Linked DNA regions of Homo sapiens: all the other regions are linked to region 1. A link is a contact called in ENCODE Hi-C or POLR2A ChIA-PET data. All regions are on one chromosome and are shown on one strand. Each heading gives the region's core, a stretch centred on a gene start or an enhancer-like site at or near the end of the contact. The rest is flanking DNA. Distances are from core to core; before and after follow the strand shown. Region 1 overlaps USP9X (ubiquitin specific peptidase 9 X-linked). Region 2 has its middle 58 kb from the start of MED14OS. Region 3 has its middle 20 kb from the start of MED14OS. Region 4 holds the start of NYX (nyctalopin).

Region 1 (4,016 bases), core at 1,225-3,724:
GGTGCACACCATCACACCTGGCTAATTTTTTTTGCATTTTTTATTAGAGACGGGGTTTTACCATGTTGGCCAGGCCGGTCTCAAACTCCTGACTTCAAGTGATCCGCCCGCCTCAGCCTCCCAAAGTGCTGGGATTACAGGTGTGTGAGTCACCACCCCTTCTGAGTTTCTTTTTTTCTCTAGCTTGCTTTATTGTAAGAATACAGTATTATAATACATGTAACAAAATATGTTAGTCGCCTCTTTATGATCAGTAAGGCTTCTTGTCATCAGTATGCTGTTAGTAGTTAAGTTTCTGAGGAATCAAAAGTTATTTATGGGCCGGGCGCAGTGGCTTATGCCTGTAATCCCAACACTTTGAGAGGCCGAGGCGGGTGGATCACGAGGTCAGGAGTTTTAGACCAGCCTGGCCAACATAGTGAAAACCCATCTCTACTAAAAATACAAAAATTAGCCCGGCATTGTGGCACCTGCCTGTAGTCCCAGCTGCTTGGGAGGCTAAGGCAGGAGAATCACTTGAAACCAGGAGGCAGAGGTTGCAGTGAGCCGAGATTGTGCCACTGCACTCTAGCCTGGGCAACAGAGCAAGACTCCGTCTCCAAAAAAAAAAAAAAGAAAAAGAAAAAAAAAAAAAGTAGTGAGGTCTGGCGCCCTCTACTGGTGAAGGCTAAGTATAGCTTGTGTTGTACAGTTAGGTCTCTTGTCTCTAGTGAGTCAAATATTTTAATGGAAAAACAAGGGTTATAGATGTCGGTTAAACATAGAAATTTGAAAGGAAGAGAAGTAATTCCCTTTGATTGTTGGTGCATAAAACCGGAATAGGCAAAATTCACAAGTCAAGATTAATTTCCAAGTCAAGATAATTTCCATGTTTGAGCTTAAGGATGATCTATCAAATTGTTTTCTAAGAAACTCATTTCACTTTGATGTCCAGTAAAGGAAATAATCTGGTAGGGGGTTGGAGTTGCTGTTGCTTGTTTATTGTCTCTATCCCCAGTCTGTAATGTTCCACAAAAGCAGAGATATTTGATGCACTGTGTACTTCCATATATTCTCCTATGATTAGAACAATATGTGACCCATTGCAGATGCTCAGTACACAATTTTTGAATGACTAAGCTTTGAGTTTTTATTTAAACACCTTTTTTTTGGATGAAAAGAAAAATTGAGAGAAGAAAATCTTAAGTATCCTAGGATCATATGTAGAATCAGAGGATTTCAACGTGCTGTATAAAAGGAGAGAGATTCTGGAACATAGGGCAAATTTTAGCAGAGTTGGGATAATGACTGGGTAAGAAAGGATAATTCTTTGTTCTAAAAGGGATTTCTCTGGTATTAAGGCCCTGTGTGAAAGCTGCTGGAGAAATTCAGTTCTGCAAAGTTTAAAGTAAATGGTTTGCTGTTTATGGAGTACTAGATTACTTAATGCAGTCCAGCCTTTATCTAGGTAAAGGTGATGCTTTTCCCATTGTGGAAGATGTTAGGATGCTAAGTTTGAATATGAAAATGTGTTGTGTGTTGTAGAGGCAATCAAATCACCATTTTGGTTGTATTTCCCATTGAGAAAATTAAAGATGCTTCTGTTTGTGTAATAATTTTGTTTTTATGAAATAAAGCGTAAAACTTCATGTGGTAAAATTTCACACTGTGATTCATTGTATTTGAGCATGCCTATGGAAAGTGATTGTTACTGTGTCAAATATTGAATGATTTGAATAATTACTAAGTTGTTCAGTTGTGTGTAGGATACTGCTGCTTTGACTTGGTAGAGAGCTTGTTCTAGCCCTGCTAGGTATGCCTAAATCTCTGTGACATAAAAAACAGGCTCTTTTAGAGTTGTGAGACTGCTACTTGAAATCAGGCAAAGCTGTGTGATTCCCAGCTGTTTCCACCACTTGAGTATTGAATAGGATTTATTAAGAAAAGTAGTGGTGTTATTCTTGGATAACTTAGTTGTATCTGTGATAAGTTTTTTTCTCCCACTCAAACCTTTCCAAATTATATCTGAAGGCAATATTTTCAGATTCATTCCTGAAATATTTAGGAACTCTGCACAGTACATTGTAGAAAGGGAAAAGAAAATTTACATTTTTTTGAGAATTACTGTGCTTGCTATTTGTGAGACTCCTTTTATTAAAGCAATTCTCATGGCTTTCTTTTTTTTGTGTGGGTAATAGCATCTCAATTTTAAATACCTGGAAAAAGAATGAGAGAGGTTGTTACTTTCTTTTTAAGATAGGCAGATTGTAAGTGACAGAAGTTGGATTTTGAATGAGTTATGTTTGAATCCAGAAATTATTTTTAATTGCTCCATGCCTATTTCCTGCTCTTTATCTTGCATCTTAGTGTGCTGAGGGAAAGGGATCAAATTCTTATGTGGTAGTAGAGAGATGCAGCAGAGTATGCTATGCTGAGACCTGACATACCTGCTCAGCAATACCGGAAATATAGAAATGAGGACAGCTTGTCGGGTAGAAGAAACAGAAACCAAGAGCTAGAAAGGCGAGACTATATAAGAGATAGGGATAGCAAGCAGCTTGAGGCTTTTGCTGATTGAGTGTCCTGTCATAAGCAGAAGATGATTTAGTTCTGTGGTCTTAGAGAAAGGTGTTTTGAGAGAGGAGTTTCACACTGCCGCTTTTCCCATTTATCTTAGTTATTTTGTTTAAAGGGATAGTCCCTTAGTTATCCACATGATACTTTTGTCTAGAATAATTTATACCATGACTTTTGCCAGATATTTCTGATTTGTGTATAGATGGTTACTGAATTCATATAGATGGAAGGATATTGTGCATAAAAATATGAGAATATAATTTTGAGGTATTTTAGCTCAAATGATCTCCAAATGCTAAAAGAACTGCAAGGTAAGGGAACAGTGAGTACTCTATATATACAATTTTACTGTGGGAAAATATACATAAAATTTACCATTCTAACCTTTTTTTTTTCTTCTTCTTTTTTTTTTTTTTTTGAGACGGAGTTTTGCTCTGTTGCCCAGGCTGGAGTGCAGTGGTGCGACCTCGGCTCACTGCAAGCTCTGCCTCCTGGGTTCACGCCATTCTCCTGCCTCAGCCTCCCGAGTAGCTGGGACTACAGGCGCCCGCTATTGTATGTTTATTAGAGGTGGGGTTTCACCGTGTTAGCCAGGATGGTCTCAATCTCCTGACCTCGTGATCCGCACACCTTGGCCTCCAGAAGTGCTGAGATTACAGGCATGAGCCACCACGCCCGGCCCTTTTTTCTTCTTTTTTGAGACGGAGTCTCACTCTGTCATCCAGGCTGGAGTTCAGTGGCACCACCTCGGCTCACTGCAACCTCTGCCTTCCGGATTCAAGCGATTCTCCTGCCACAGCCTTCCGAGTAGCTGGGATTACAGGTGTGCGCCACCACGCCCAGCTAATTTTTGTATTTTTAGCAGAGACAAGTTTCACCATGTTGGTCAGGCTGGTCTTGAACTCCTGATTTCAGGTGATCCACCTGCCTCAGCCTCCCAAAGTGCTGGGATTACAGGCGTGAAACACCGTGCTCGGCTGATTTTAACCATTTTTAAGTTTGCAGTTCAGTGGCATTAAGTACATTCACATTGTGGGATGCTTACCATCATCCATTTCCAGAACTTCTCTTCTTTCCAAACTGAAGCGCTGTACCCCTTAAGCAATAACTCCCCATCCCCCCAGCCCCTGGCAACCATCATTCTACTTTCTGTTTCTGCAAGCGTGACTAATCTGGGTACCCGTGTACTTGGAATTATGCAGTATTGTTCTTTTGTGAATGACTTATTTCACTTAGCATGATGTCCTCAAGGTTCACCCATATCGTAGCACCTGTCAGAATTTCCTTTCTTTTTAAAAAATACTAAATAATCCACTGAACATAGGTACCACATTTTGTTCGTCCTTGTATTGCTTCCTGGAAAGACTTTTAAAAGAGACACAGTATTGGCTTAGTAGACAAGGTGATCTCCCTGGCCCCCTACTTGCCCCACACTTGGGAATATATAGTCGCTAACCTCA
Region 2 (4,034 bases), core at 1,134-3,633, 320 kb before region 1:
AAGTTTTATAAGGTTAAGTATCCATGGGTTAAACGTGTATTATATAAGGAAAGAATCTAGTGCCAAGGGTTACAGAGATAAGAAGTGAGGCCGGGTGCTGTGGCTCACCCCTGCAATCCCAGCACTTTGGGAGGCCGAGGCAGAGGGATCACCTAAAGTCAAGAGTTCAAGACCAGCCTGGCCAACATAGTGAAACCCCGTCTCTAAAAATACAAAAATTAGCCGGGTGTGGCGGCGCACACCTGTAATCCCAGCTACTTGGGACGCTGAGGCAGGAGAATTGCTTGAACCTTGGAGGTGGAGGTTGCAGTGAGCCAAGATCACACCACTGCACTCCAGCCTGGGTGACAGAGTGAGACTCCATCTCAAAAAAAAAAAAAAAAGAAAGAAGTGAAATATACGAATTATTCTGAAAACATTATTGTGCTCTGTGGTATAGAACAGAACAAAGGTAAGAACAGCAAGCATAGGCAAGACTATAAAGAGGATACCCATGGAAGGCTAATTATTAACACTTATCTTTTGTGATTTTTAGCTTGAGGTCCCCAATCTCTTCACATTGGTACTTTGGGTGTTCTTCTGGGTCAACGGAGGTGACTCTGTTGGCTTCCCAAGTCTTTACTTGGGTATAATGAATCCAAGAGTCTATTCCAGTGACCTTCACTGCCACAGGAGTAGAAAGGAGTACAGTGTAGGGTCCCTCCCAACCTGGGCCTATAGAGAGAGAAAGGGAAGGGATATCACTTTTACTAGCACTAGGTCCCTTGGGTTGAACAGAGGTGGCCCTGGTTCACGGGATTGGGCCTCCAACAATTGTTTCAGTTCCTGTTGGAAATGGACCAAAGAGGTTATGTGCTTAGTTAAATTAGAGGTTTCTTGGTCTAGCAAGAGATAACTGGTGAGAAAAGGCTATCCACACATCATTTCAAAGGGACTCAAACCTAGCTTTGAAGGAGTGTTTCTGACATGTAGCAGGGCTATGGGGAGAAGGGTAGTCCAGGGGAGATGAGTCTCCTGAGACGGTTTCCTGAGGTGCCTTTTGATAATATCATTTGTCTTTTCTACCTTTCCCGGGGATTGTGGTCTCCAGGCATAATGAAGATAGTACTGTAGAACCAAGTGCCTTTGAGACCCCCTGGGTGACGGCCACCTTGAACGAGGGGCCATTATTGCTCTGGAGATACTTAGGAAGTCCAAAGCAGGGAATTATCTCATTGATTAGTACTTTTATCACCTCAGAGGCTTTCTCTGTCTGACATGGAAATGCTTCTACCCAGTTAGTGAACGTATCTATTTATAGTAGGAGGTACTGGATGCCCCTTGTCTTTGGCATATGGGTGAAATCCATTTGCCAGTCTTCCCCAAGGTAGCCGCTTGTCTTTTGAGTTCCTGGCCAAAGACGCTGTCGATTAAGGAGACTGTTTTTAAGGCAGATCTTGCCACCATTAACAACTTGTTTAACTCTTTGTATTAGATTTTTACCTGAGAACAATCTCTGGGCCAGTTGATAGGTTTTATCCTTACCTAGGTGGAAGGCCTAGTGAAGGCTTTTAAGTACTTTCCATTGGTTGGCAGCTGGTAGATGAAGCTTATTGTCCTCCGATTGTAGCCATCCTGAGGACTGCAGGATGTATCCCCAAGAGGTGGCCCATTCTATTTCTGCAAGAGAGTATTGAGGTTTTATTTCTCTGATGCGGCCCTCCCAGATCAGTAGGGCTTCAAGTGGATCAGAGACCTGGGCCCCCTTGCTGCTGATTTAGCTGCTTTGTCCTCCAGCCTATTTCCCTCGGCTATCTCATCCATCACTCTTTGATGGCCTTTACAATGTATTATTGCCAGCTCCCATGGGAGGAAAACCAAGGAAAATAGTCTTATTAATTTCCTGATGGTATTCAATGGGAGACTAATTAGCTGTGAGGAAGTTCTTCTCTTTCCAGATAGTAGCATGGGCATGGAGGACTAGGAAAGCATACTTAGAATCAGTATAAATGGGCCAGGCGCGGTGATTCACGCCTGTAATCCCAGCACTTTGGGAGGCCGAGGCAGGCGGATCACCTGAGGTCAGGAGTTCAAGACCAGCCTGACCAACATGGAGAAACCCTGTCTCTACTGAAAATACAAAATTAGCCGGGCATGGTGGCGCATGCCTGTAATCCCAGGTACCCGGGAGGCTGAGGCAGGAGAATCGCTTGAACCTGGGAGGCAGAGGTTGCAGTGAGCTGAGATTGCGCCATTGCACTCCAGCCTGGAAGTGCAATGAAGAGGAAACTCCGTCAGAAAGAGAGAGAGAGAGAGAGAGAGAGAGAGAGAGAGAGAGAGAGAGAGAGAGAGAGAGAGAAAGAATCAGTATAAATGCTGTTTTTCCTTTGCTTAACTTGAGCGCCCTCTTGAGGGCAATTAGTTTGGTTAGTTGAACACTTGTGCCCTAGGAGAGGTGCACTTTCAACTATATCGTTCATATAGCTGTTGCATACCCTGCTTTATGGGTTCTTTGTTCTACAAAAGAACTCCCGTCCGTAAAGAGAATCCAGTCTGGGTAAAACAGACTCGGGGCTGTTGCAGGGGGCACAGTGGGAGTGAGATCAGCTCTTTGGTTTGTGTGGGAGCTGGGTGGGGCCTGTGACTGCCGGCTTTCCCCCACTTCCCTGACAACTTGCATGACTCAGCAGAGGCAGCCATAATCCTCCTAGGAACACAACTTCAGTGACCTGGGAATCTCACCCCCATCCCCCATGGCAGCCGCAGCAAGACCCGCCAAGGAGAGCACGCCTAGCCCTGCTCCCACCTGATGGTCCTTCACTACCCACCCTGGTAGCAGAAGGCAAAGGACATATAATCTTGGGAGTTCTACAGCCGTGCCTACTGCCAGTCCCTCTCCACACTATTATAGTTGATGCTTTCTGGAAAGCACCACCTCCTGGCAGGAAGCCAACCAGCACAAAAATAGAGCATTAAACCAACAAAGCTAAGGACCCCCATGGAGTCCATTGCACCCTCCACCACCTCCACCAGAACAGGTGCTGGTATCCATGGCTGAAAGACTCACAGATGGTTCACATCACAGGACTCTGTGCAGACAACCCCCAGTACCAGCCTGGAGCCGGATTGACTCACTGGGTGGCTAGACCCAGAAGAGAGACAACAATCACTGGAGTTCAGCTCACAGGAAGCCACATCCCCAGAAAAGGGGGAGAATACTATATCAAGGGAACACCCCATGGGACAAAAAAATCTGAACAACAGCCTTCAGCCCTAGACCTTCCCTCTGACAGAGGCTACACAAATGAGAAGGAACCAGAAAACCAGCCCTGGTAATATAAGAAAACAAGGCTTGTCAACACCTCCCAAAAATTACACTGGTTCACCAGCAATGGCTCCAAACCAAGAAGAAATCCCCTATTTACCTGGAAAAGAATTCAGGAGGCTAGTTATTAAGCTAATCAGGGAGGGACCAGAGAAAGGCGAAGCCCAATGCAAGGAAATCCAAAGAAATGATGCAAGAAGTGAAGGGAGAAATATTCAAGGAAATAGATAGCCTAAAGAAAAAACAATCAAAAATTCAGAAAACTTTGGACACACTTTTAGAAATGCGAAATGCTCTGGAAAGTCTCAGCAATAGAATTGAACAAGTAGAGGAAAGAAACTCAGAGCTCGAAGACAAGGTCTTTGAATTAACCCAATCCAACAAAGACAAAGAAAAAAGATTAAGAAAATATGAACAAAGCCTCCAAGAAGTCTGAGATTATGTTAAACACCCAAACCTAAGAATAATCAGTGTTTCTGAGGAAGAAAACAATTCAAAATGCTTGGAAAATATATTTGGGGGAATAATCAAGGAAAACTTCCCCAGCCATGCTAGAGACCTAGACATGCAAATACAAGAAGCGCAAGGAACACCTGGGAAATTCATCACAAAAAGATCATCGCCTAGGCGCACTGTCATCAGGTTATCCAAAGTTAAGACAAAGGAAAGAATCTTAAGAGCTGTGAGACAGAAGCACCAGGTAACCTGTAAAGGAAAACCTATCAGATTA
Region 3 (3,798 bases), core at 348-2,847, 360 kb before region 1:
AGTTCCTTGAGGCATAAGGTTAGGCTGTTTATTTGAGATTTCTTTTTTTTTTTGATGTAGGCATTTGTTGTTACAACTTCCTTTGGTGATGTCTGTGTAGCCTTGCATTTGAAGGAGCAAACCCTTCTTTCAGTCTTTACAGATACATTTTGGCAAGTTAAAGTGTTCTCCTGTTAGGTATTGTATTAGTCCATTCTCACGTTGCTATAAAGAAATATCTGAGACTGGGTAATTTATAAAGAAAAGAGGTATAGTTGGCTCACGGTTCTGCAGGCTGTACAGGAAGCATAGTGGCTTCTGCTTCTGGGGAGGCCTCAGGAAGCTTCCAATCATGGCAGAAGGCAAAGGGGGTATGAGGTGTCTCACATGGTGGGAGCAAGGAGCAATAGAGAGAGGGAGGAGGTGCTGTACACTTTTAACAACCAGATCTCATGAGAACTCTATCAAGACCATGAGGACGGTACAAAGGGGGATGTGCTAAACCATTCATGAGAAATGCACACCCATAATCCAACCACCTCCCACCAGGCCCCACCTCCAACACTGGGGATTACAATTTGACATGAGATTTGGTGGGGGTACAAATCCAAACCATACCAGGTATCTGGGTTGATGAGATTGCCTCCAGGATCCCAGTTGAGTAGGGTTGAATCTAGATCATGTTGCTGGTGCCGGGTCTGCAGTGGAGACCAAAGTTAGTGGGCATGGGTCCTATATGGTTCCCTAGTGGAGTGGACTATTTCCAGGATCTTGGTCTGTGGGGCTGGTGCTAGGATGAGGATCCACTTCAGGATTCACAGATGGCAGGCCTGTTACCAGGTGCACTGATGGGTGTGGCTTCCTCTGTGATTCTGAGAGAGCTGCTGTTGGATCACTGGATGAGTCCCTAGGCTGGCCATATTGCTCTGGTCCATGGCTGAGAGGGGCTAGAACAGAGACACAGGATTGTTTCAGGGTCCGCAGCTGAGATCGAGATCTTCAGTCCTGTCTCCAGGGTCAGGGGTGGGTGTGTCTCCCGGTGGGCTTCTGGGTGAGCAGACCTGCCATCAGACTGCAATTGAGAAGGGCTGGAGTCTATTTATAGGGCTGTTTCAAGATCCACAATGAGATCGAGGTCAAGGAATCAGCCTTCAGGGACACTGCGAGACATGCCTCCCTCCAGGACCAAGATCCAGGGACTCAGAAGGGCACGTCTCCTGGCGGGATCCCAGCTGGGCAGAACTGTTCCCAGACCACAGCTGGGAGGGGCTGAAACTGAGCTTCAGTGCTATTTCAGAAACTGCTGTGTGACTGATATTGGCAAGCCCAACCTGGTGGCACCATCAGGCAAGACTCCCAACAGTTCCCTATGTGGGAAGGATTGCTCCAGGACTGCAGCTGAGAGGGGCTGGAGCTGAGATTCAGGGCTCCTTTAAGAACCACTAGGAGACAGAGTTTGGCAAGCCTGTCCCAGTGTGTCTCCCAGCAGTTTCCTGCATAGGTGGAATAGCTCTGGACTGAAGCTGAGACAGAGCCTTTTCAGGGTCTGCTATGGGATGTAGGCTGGCAAGCCTGTCCTGGTGACATAGACAGTCACGTCTCGCAGCAGTTCTCTGTGCTTTTGGGTTTGTTCCCAGACTGGGCTAGAGTCAAGCTTCCGCGCCCCTTCAGGATCTGCTGTGGGAAGGAAACTGGCAAGCCTGTCACAGTGGCTCAGACAGGCTAGTCTCCCAGCAGTTCTCTGCGTGGGTGGAAATACTCCTGGGCTGTGGCAGAGAGGAGCTGGAGCTGAGACAGGGCCCCTTCAGGATCTACTATGGGATGGAGGCCAGCAAGCCTGTCCCAGTGGCACATATGGGCAAATTTCCCTCTGGGTCCTTGTGCAAGTAGTACTAATCTGGGACCACTATTGAGAAGGGCTGGGGCCCAGTTACAGGATAGCTTTTGGGTATACTACCTAGACCAATTTTGGCAGGCCTGTCTGTTGAGGCACTAGTGTGCCTGATTCCTCCCAGACCCTTGGCAAATGGTTTTGGTAGCAGGCTCAAGGCCAAATGGTGTTGTAGCCAAACCCTTAGAAGAACAGGGCTATTTCCAGGTATGAAGCCAGGATAGCAGTCAGCTGGTCTGCCACCTAGGTATGGGTCTGCACTCTCAAAATGACCCTCCTAGGTCTTGGGCTCCACTGGGTTTCACAACTTCCTAACTGTATCCCAGGGATCCCACAAAGACACTTTTGTCTGTGGATGGGTACAGAATTCTTGTTGTGGGAGGATATGAGCGAGGGAACCTCCTATTCTGCCATTATTGCTCTCTCCTGTTTCCTGTTACAAGTTTTTTAGCTTAACCTTTTATATTTAGGTCTCTATTCCATTTTGAGTTAATTTTTGAGTATGGTATGCATGTAGATATCCAATTTTCTCAGCACTATTTGTTGAAAAGACTATCTGTCCTTTCCCCATTGAAATGCCTTGCACTTTTGTCAAAAGCCAATTGACCATAAATGTAAAGGTTTAGTTCTAGATTCTCAATTCTGTACCTTTGATCTGTATGTCTGTCTTTATGCCAGCACAACACTGTATTGATAACTGAGCTTTGTAATAAGTTTTGAAATTGAGAGGTAAAAGTCCTCCAACTTCGTTCTTCATTTTCAAAATTGTTTTGGATATACTGGATCTATTTCATTTAATTTCAGGATCAGTATGAAGTCAGAAACTGTGAAGGGTCTGAGATTTCACCCTACTTGCAAACTAACAAATTAGTTTGTGAACAGTTTCACATATATATGCTGACAGAAGATATCAGACCCCTGTGTTAAGGACAGATGGTTTATAACTCATGGCAAAAGCAGCATCCGGAGTACCAACTCACTAGTGCCTAATTCCCCACGCCCCAGTTCTCCACAGGGCAACACAAATGAGAGCCAGATGTTTACCTGCATAAACAATGGGTTTCACCATAGGAAAAAAAATCCCCAAATTAGGAGGCTCTGAAGTTATGTAAGGTTTGCTGGCACATCTGCCCATCCTCCCCTTTAGGAAGGGAGAGATAATGACTTTATCTTTTCTCTTGAATATAAACAAATCTTCACTGGAGAGGGGAGTGGAAGGCCTCTAGGTTTATTATCCTGAAATGTAAGCAAATGTCTACTGGGTATACACAGCTCGAAATCTCTAGCTTCCAAGGCCTTTGCCATTCAAACATGCTCTTTGTTCAGAAGACCTGGACTGTGTGGAGCTGTGAAATATTCATGGAGAATTGTCTCCCAGCAATCAATTTGTCAATTTCCTCAAAAAAAATCTGTTGGAATTTTGATAGAGATTGTGTTAATCTACAAATCAATTTGGAGAGAATTGCCATATTACTGAGTTTTCCAATCTATGATCATGGGATGTCTCTCCACATATTTAGGTCTTCTTTAATTTCCCTCATCAGTATTTTTAAATTTTCAGTGTACATGTCTTACACTTATTTTGTTAAATTTATTCTTAAGTGTTTTATTCTTTTTAATACAATCATAAATGGAGTTATTTTTTAATTTCACTTTTGGAATTTTTATTGCTCATAGTAATACAATTGATTTTTGTATACTGACTTAGTATCTCATCACTTTGCTGAACTTATTAGTTCTAATAGTTGTGTGTGTGTGTGTGTATAAATTCCTTAGGATTTTCTACATGATGATCATGTCATTAGCAAATAAAGACAGTTTTACTTTTTTACAATCTACATGCTTTTTAATTTTTTTTTTTTTTTGAGACAGAGTCTTGCTCTGTTGCCCAGCCTGGAGTGCAGTGGCGTGATCTCAGCTCACTGCAA
Region 4 (4,224 bases), core at 1,121-3,620, 330 kb after region 1:
CCCAGGAGGGCCAGGTACAGTGGCTCACGCCTGTAATACCAACATTTTGGGAGGCTGAGGCCAGTGGATCATTTGATGTCGGGAGTTCGAGACCAAACTGGCTAGCATGGTGAAACCTCATCTTTACTAAAAATACAAAAAAAATTAGCCGGGTGTGGTGGTACTCACCTGTAGTCCCAGCTACTCAGGAGGCTGAGGCAGGAGAATTGCTTGAACCCGGGAGGCAGAGGTTGCAGTGGGCTGAGATCACGCCACTGCACTCCAGCCTGAGGGACAGAGTAAGGCTCCATCTCAAAAACAAAAACGAAAAAATCCCTCCCCCAGCAGCCCACGAGTGGCTGGAGTAGGCTCTGAAAGGGCCGGCCTTTCTCCTGTCTTGAGCTTTAAGTTTCTCCCAGGGGAAGTCAGTCAATCGCATTTCCTGTAACAACCCTGGGCCACCTGCTTTTCTCCCTGCAGCAAGGTTTTGATTAAGGGCTGCTCATCCTCCCAAGTCGGTGGTACCAGCTCACCTGGTGGATGGGCTCCTTCCTTTTTATGCCAAGAGTCTCTGATGCCTCCTTATTTTCCACTTGGGAGAAATGTTTCAGTTCACAGGTGGAGAAGAAGGTCTTCCTTAGTGGGATCCCAGTGCCAGAGCACCAGGCCCACTGGCCTGGAGAAGATTGAAGGGAAGGTTGGACCAATAAGCTGCGAACAAAGGTTGTGGGTGCAGACAGGTTGGCTCTTACAGTCGAGATTCAGCCTCTGGACTGCTGCTGGGGGAGTGGGGGCTTCGTTGGGCTAAGGCTTGGGGTGATGGCTACAGGGACACCTCCGACACTGGTGGTCACAATGAGAGGGCTGCCCACTGCTCTCATCTAATAAGCCAGGCGAGTCCAACACTGGGGATAGAGATGTCATTTGAGAGGCCTCCCCCACCCACATCCCTACCCCATCCCTAGTATTCTCTTCTTTCCAGCAGGTTAGACAAGTTCAGCCACATTTTGGCTTTCAAGGCTCAAATGGAAGAAAACAAAAATTCCCCAGGGCACGGTGGCCTGAGATGTCTAGATTCACATCCAGAACCCTTTCTGTGGGAAGGGAACTCCTGGCTTCCTTTCATCAGCACTGGCTCACCAAGTCCTGCGTGGCCAGAACTTGGCAGGTTGCCATGGATACCTGGAAGTGCTGTCCCAGCAGACAGCAGAGGCTTGCTGGGGCCAGGAGAATGTGGGGGCACCTGAACTGCTGGCCAGAAAGGCTAGATAAACAGGCCCCCCTGCCACCCTCATTTTGATCAGACCCCCTCCACCAGTCTCCTAAAACAGGGCTTTCCAAACTTTACCGGGCACAGGAATCCCCCTCTCCGCCGACCTAGTTAAAATGCAGATGCTGGCCGGGCGCGGTGGTTCACGCCTGTAATCCCAGCACTCTGGGAGGCCGAGGCGGGTGGATCACAAGGTCAAGAGATCAAGACCATCCTGGTCAACATGGTGAAACCCCGTCTCTACTAAAAATACAAAAAATTAGCTGGGCATGGTGTAGTCCCAGCTACTCAGGAAGCTGAGGCAGGGGAATCGCTTGAACCCAGAAGGTGGAGGTTGCAGTGAGCCAAGATTGTGCCACTGCACTCCAGCCTGGGCGACAGAGTGAGACTCCATCTCAAAAAAAAAAAAAAAAAAAAAAAAGCAGATGCTGATTCAACAGGTCTGGGGCGGGGGGTAGAAGGCGCTGAGATTCTGTTTTCCTAACGAGCTCTCAGGTACTGCTGCTGGTCCACCGGCCACACTGAGTAGCCAGGGCCTAAACTGAGTCCTGGTGGGTTTCAGAAACCTCAGCCAGATTCTGAAGGTCCCATTCCTGGACCCACTGCCTTAGGCCACCACTACCAGCCCTAACCCCAGTGGGAACCTCTTGCCTTCTTGTAGTGGAAGGACTCTCTCCAGTCCGTTTTTGTATCATTCACCATCAACCACTTCAAAGAAAGGAAATCAGCAGCCGGCATTTTGGGGAAACATTTTAAGCTGTCCTGTCCCTTCTCCAGCTCTCCAAGTTATATAATGCGTCCTTGTTGAAAATGCTGATAATGCTGTTTGGGTGGCAGGAAGCCAATTTCAGGCTACATATTGCTTGGGGCTGGGGCTGGGGTCAGGGAACGGGGCAGGGTCTGGGGAAGGTTTAAGGAGAGAAAGGGGCCAGGCAGATGGAGAGAGGACAGGAGGGCCAGGGTGGTCAAGGCCCGGGGATAAAGCCGATTGGTATGTCAGCAAAATCTGTCACTGGCTTTAGTGATTCGAAAGGCAGACACATTCTTTCATCTCTGTTAATCCTCATGTGATACAGAGGATTTTCCTGCCATTAAATCTGGAGAAAGAAAAATAAGCACTCAAACCTGCACAAGTAACTATTCCTCTTCACCCCTTCCTCCCGTCCCCCCACCCCCACCTTTACTTCTCTCTCAAACCATTTTCAGCATCTGTGGCTGCCTGACTTGGGAGATGGATGGGCTGAGGGAGTGGAGGGGGACCTCAGAGGAGCAGGACCAGGGAGACTCCCAGGACGGTAAGCAACATTTGAGGACCATTCACTAACGCTTCTCTGCAGGGGTTTCCTCTCCATCCATTTCCTTGCTGGGTTGTCAGTGATGCCATCTGAGTTGCTGTCAGGGCTGTAGCCTGACAAAGGGTTTCCTAATAGATCCAAACTGTCCATTTGTGGGGAGCTTCTGATTTTCTGTTGTTACTGGTTTCCCTTAGCCCAACACCAGGGTCATTAAGAAGGAAGGAATGTGAGGAAGAAAGAAAGGCAGGGCATTCAGGAAGAAGTGTGGAGGCATGGGAGGGTTCTCATGGGGCCCTCCTGGGCACTGGGTGACCTGTCCTTTCTCCCCTCAGGTAGGGGTCCCACGGCTGGGTGGTCCTAAGCCACTGGGTGGATGAAAGGCCGAGGGATGTTGGTCCTGCTTCTGCATGGTGAGTTCTCCTGCCGGTGGGTGCAAGGGTTGGGAAGAGGGGTGGAAGCCACAGAGCTTCTGCCCAAAGAGTCTTTAAAGTGGCTTCTGGGACAGCGGTATCTGGACACTTCTGATCAGGTTTCACTGACCCTGTGATCGTGGGGGAGGGGATAGAGAAAGCAAGAAAACAGCAGGTGGTGGGGATTTTTGTTTCCTAAAAACAAAACTCCTGAGCCGAATATATGAAATAGTCCTCTTGGTGATTTTCTTATTCTAATTTCAGATATGAATTCATTGGTGTGATAACCAAAAGCTACAGTGCTACAGTGTTTTTTTGTTTTGTTTTGTTTTTGGAGATGGAGTCTCGCTCTGTCACCCAGGCTGGAGTACAGTGGTGCGACCTCGGCACACTGCAAGCTCCGCCTCCCGGGTTCACGCCATTCTCCTGCCTCAGCCTCCCGAGTAGCTGGGAGTACAGGTGCCCGCCACCACGCCTGGCTAATTTTTTGTATTTTTAGTAGAGACGGGGTTTCACCATGTTAGCCAGGATGGTCTCGATCTCCTGACCTCGTGATCTGCCCGCCTCGGCCTCCCAAAGTGCTGGGATTACAGGCGTGAGCCACCGTACGGTGGTTTTTTCTTTTCTTTTCTTTTCTTTTTTTTTTTTTTTGAGACAGAGTCTCACTCTCGCCCAAGCTGGGGAGCAGTGGCATGGATCTTGGCTCACTGCAACCTCCGCCTCCCGGGTTCAAGTGATTCTCGTGCCTCAGCCTCCTGAGTAGCTGGAACTATAGGCACCTGCCACCACGCCCAGCTAATTTTTTGTATTGTTAGTAAAGACGGGGTTTCGCCATATTGCCCAGGCTGGTCTTGAACTCCTGACCTCAGGTGATCTGCCTGTCTCGGCCTCCCAAAGTGCTGGGATTGCAGGCATGAACCACCGTGCCCAGCCTACAGTGGTTTCTAATCACATTATTTTAAGCTCATTTAGTTAAAAACAAAAGTCCCTTTAAAAAACCACCTTCCTAAAGGAAAAAGAAAAAATGAAAAATGCCTTGGAATTATAGGATTATGGATATTGAAGTTATTTTTCAAAGTTTCTCGCTCTGTTATGTGCACTTTAATATACCAAGAAGACTCGTTATGAAATATTTTCCCTGGCTCTAGCTGTTCCAATCTGACTGAGATAGCCCAAGGAAAAATCCTTTAAATTCTTCAGTAAATGATTCTACACAAAGAATCTGTTTTTTTCTGACCCTCAAGTGAATTTAATTATTTGAGATATGATG

Evidence for each region. A loop is a pair of places that touch in the nucleus more often than their neighbours do. ChIA-PET counts read pairs that join two places held with the same protein, here RNA polymerase II (POLR2A). Pooled maps may share reads with other maps.
Region 2: a loop to region 1 is called in a map of mammary epithelial cell, with 18 times the contacts of the local background. The contact joins two enhancer-like sites. A Hi-C loop is called at or near these places in 22 of 168 maps with a recorded cell type or tissue (B cell, CD4-positive, alpha-beta T cell, CD4-positive, alpha-beta memory T cell and 15 more), 24 of 37 single-sample maps with no recorded cell type and 27 of 50 pooled maps. POLR2A ChIA-PET finds 5 or more read pairs at or near these places in 3 of 52 experiments (activated B cell, activated CD4-positive, alpha-beta T cell and naive thymus-derived CD8-positive, alpha-beta T cell).
Region 3: a loop to region 1 is called in a pooled map, with 3 times the contacts of the local background. The contact joins two enhancer-like sites. A Hi-C loop is called at or near these places in 1 of 168 maps with a recorded cell type or tissue (MCF 10A) and 3 of 50 pooled maps. POLR2A ChIA-PET finds 5 or more read pairs at or near these places in 2 of 52 experiments (GM12878 and activated T-cell).
Region 4: a loop to region 1 is called in a map with no recorded cell type, with 5 times the contacts of the local background. The contact joins the promoter of NYX here to the enhancer-like site in region 1. A Hi-C loop is called at or near these places in 8 of 37 single-sample maps with no recorded cell type and 4 of 50 pooled maps.

The regions. Positions count from the first base shown.
Region 1 is chrX:41,114,622-41,118,637 of GRCh38, forward strand. All of the region lies in intron 1 of USP9X (ubiquitin specific peptidase 9 X-linked), which reads left to right. Among named protein-coding and RNA genes, the nearest start is that of USP9X, 31 kb to the left of the region's middle. RefSeq lists a silencer at 29-161 and an enhancer at 2,422-2,481. Within about 2 kb of position 2,475, at least 2 of the 41 ENCODE cell types and tissues checked have a DNase peak (open chromatin) inside an H3K27ac peak, as active enhancers do.
Region 2 is chrX:40,791,833-40,795,866 of GRCh38, forward strand. No RefSeq gene overlaps it. Among named protein-coding and RNA genes, the nearest start is that of MED14OS, 58 kb to the left of the region's middle. Within about 2 kb of position 2,384, at least 7 of the 41 ENCODE cell types and tissues checked have a DNase peak (open chromatin) inside an H3K27ac peak, as active enhancers do.
Region 3 is chrX:40,754,139-40,757,936 of GRCh38, forward strand. No RefSeq gene overlaps it. Among named protein-coding and RNA genes, the nearest start is that of MED14OS, 20 kb to the left of the region's middle. Within about 2 kb of position 1,598, at least 9 of the 41 ENCODE cell types and tissues checked have a DNase peak (open chromatin) inside an H3K27ac peak, as active enhancers do.
Region 4 is chrX:41,444,973-41,449,196 of GRCh38, forward strand. It overlaps NYX (nyctalopin), which reads left to right and starts at 2,371. Exons shown (of 3, transcript NM_001378477.3): 1 at 2,371-2,544; 2 at 2,877-2,954. The coding sequence starts at 2,933. RefSeq lists enhancers at 37-106, 257-326, 447-496.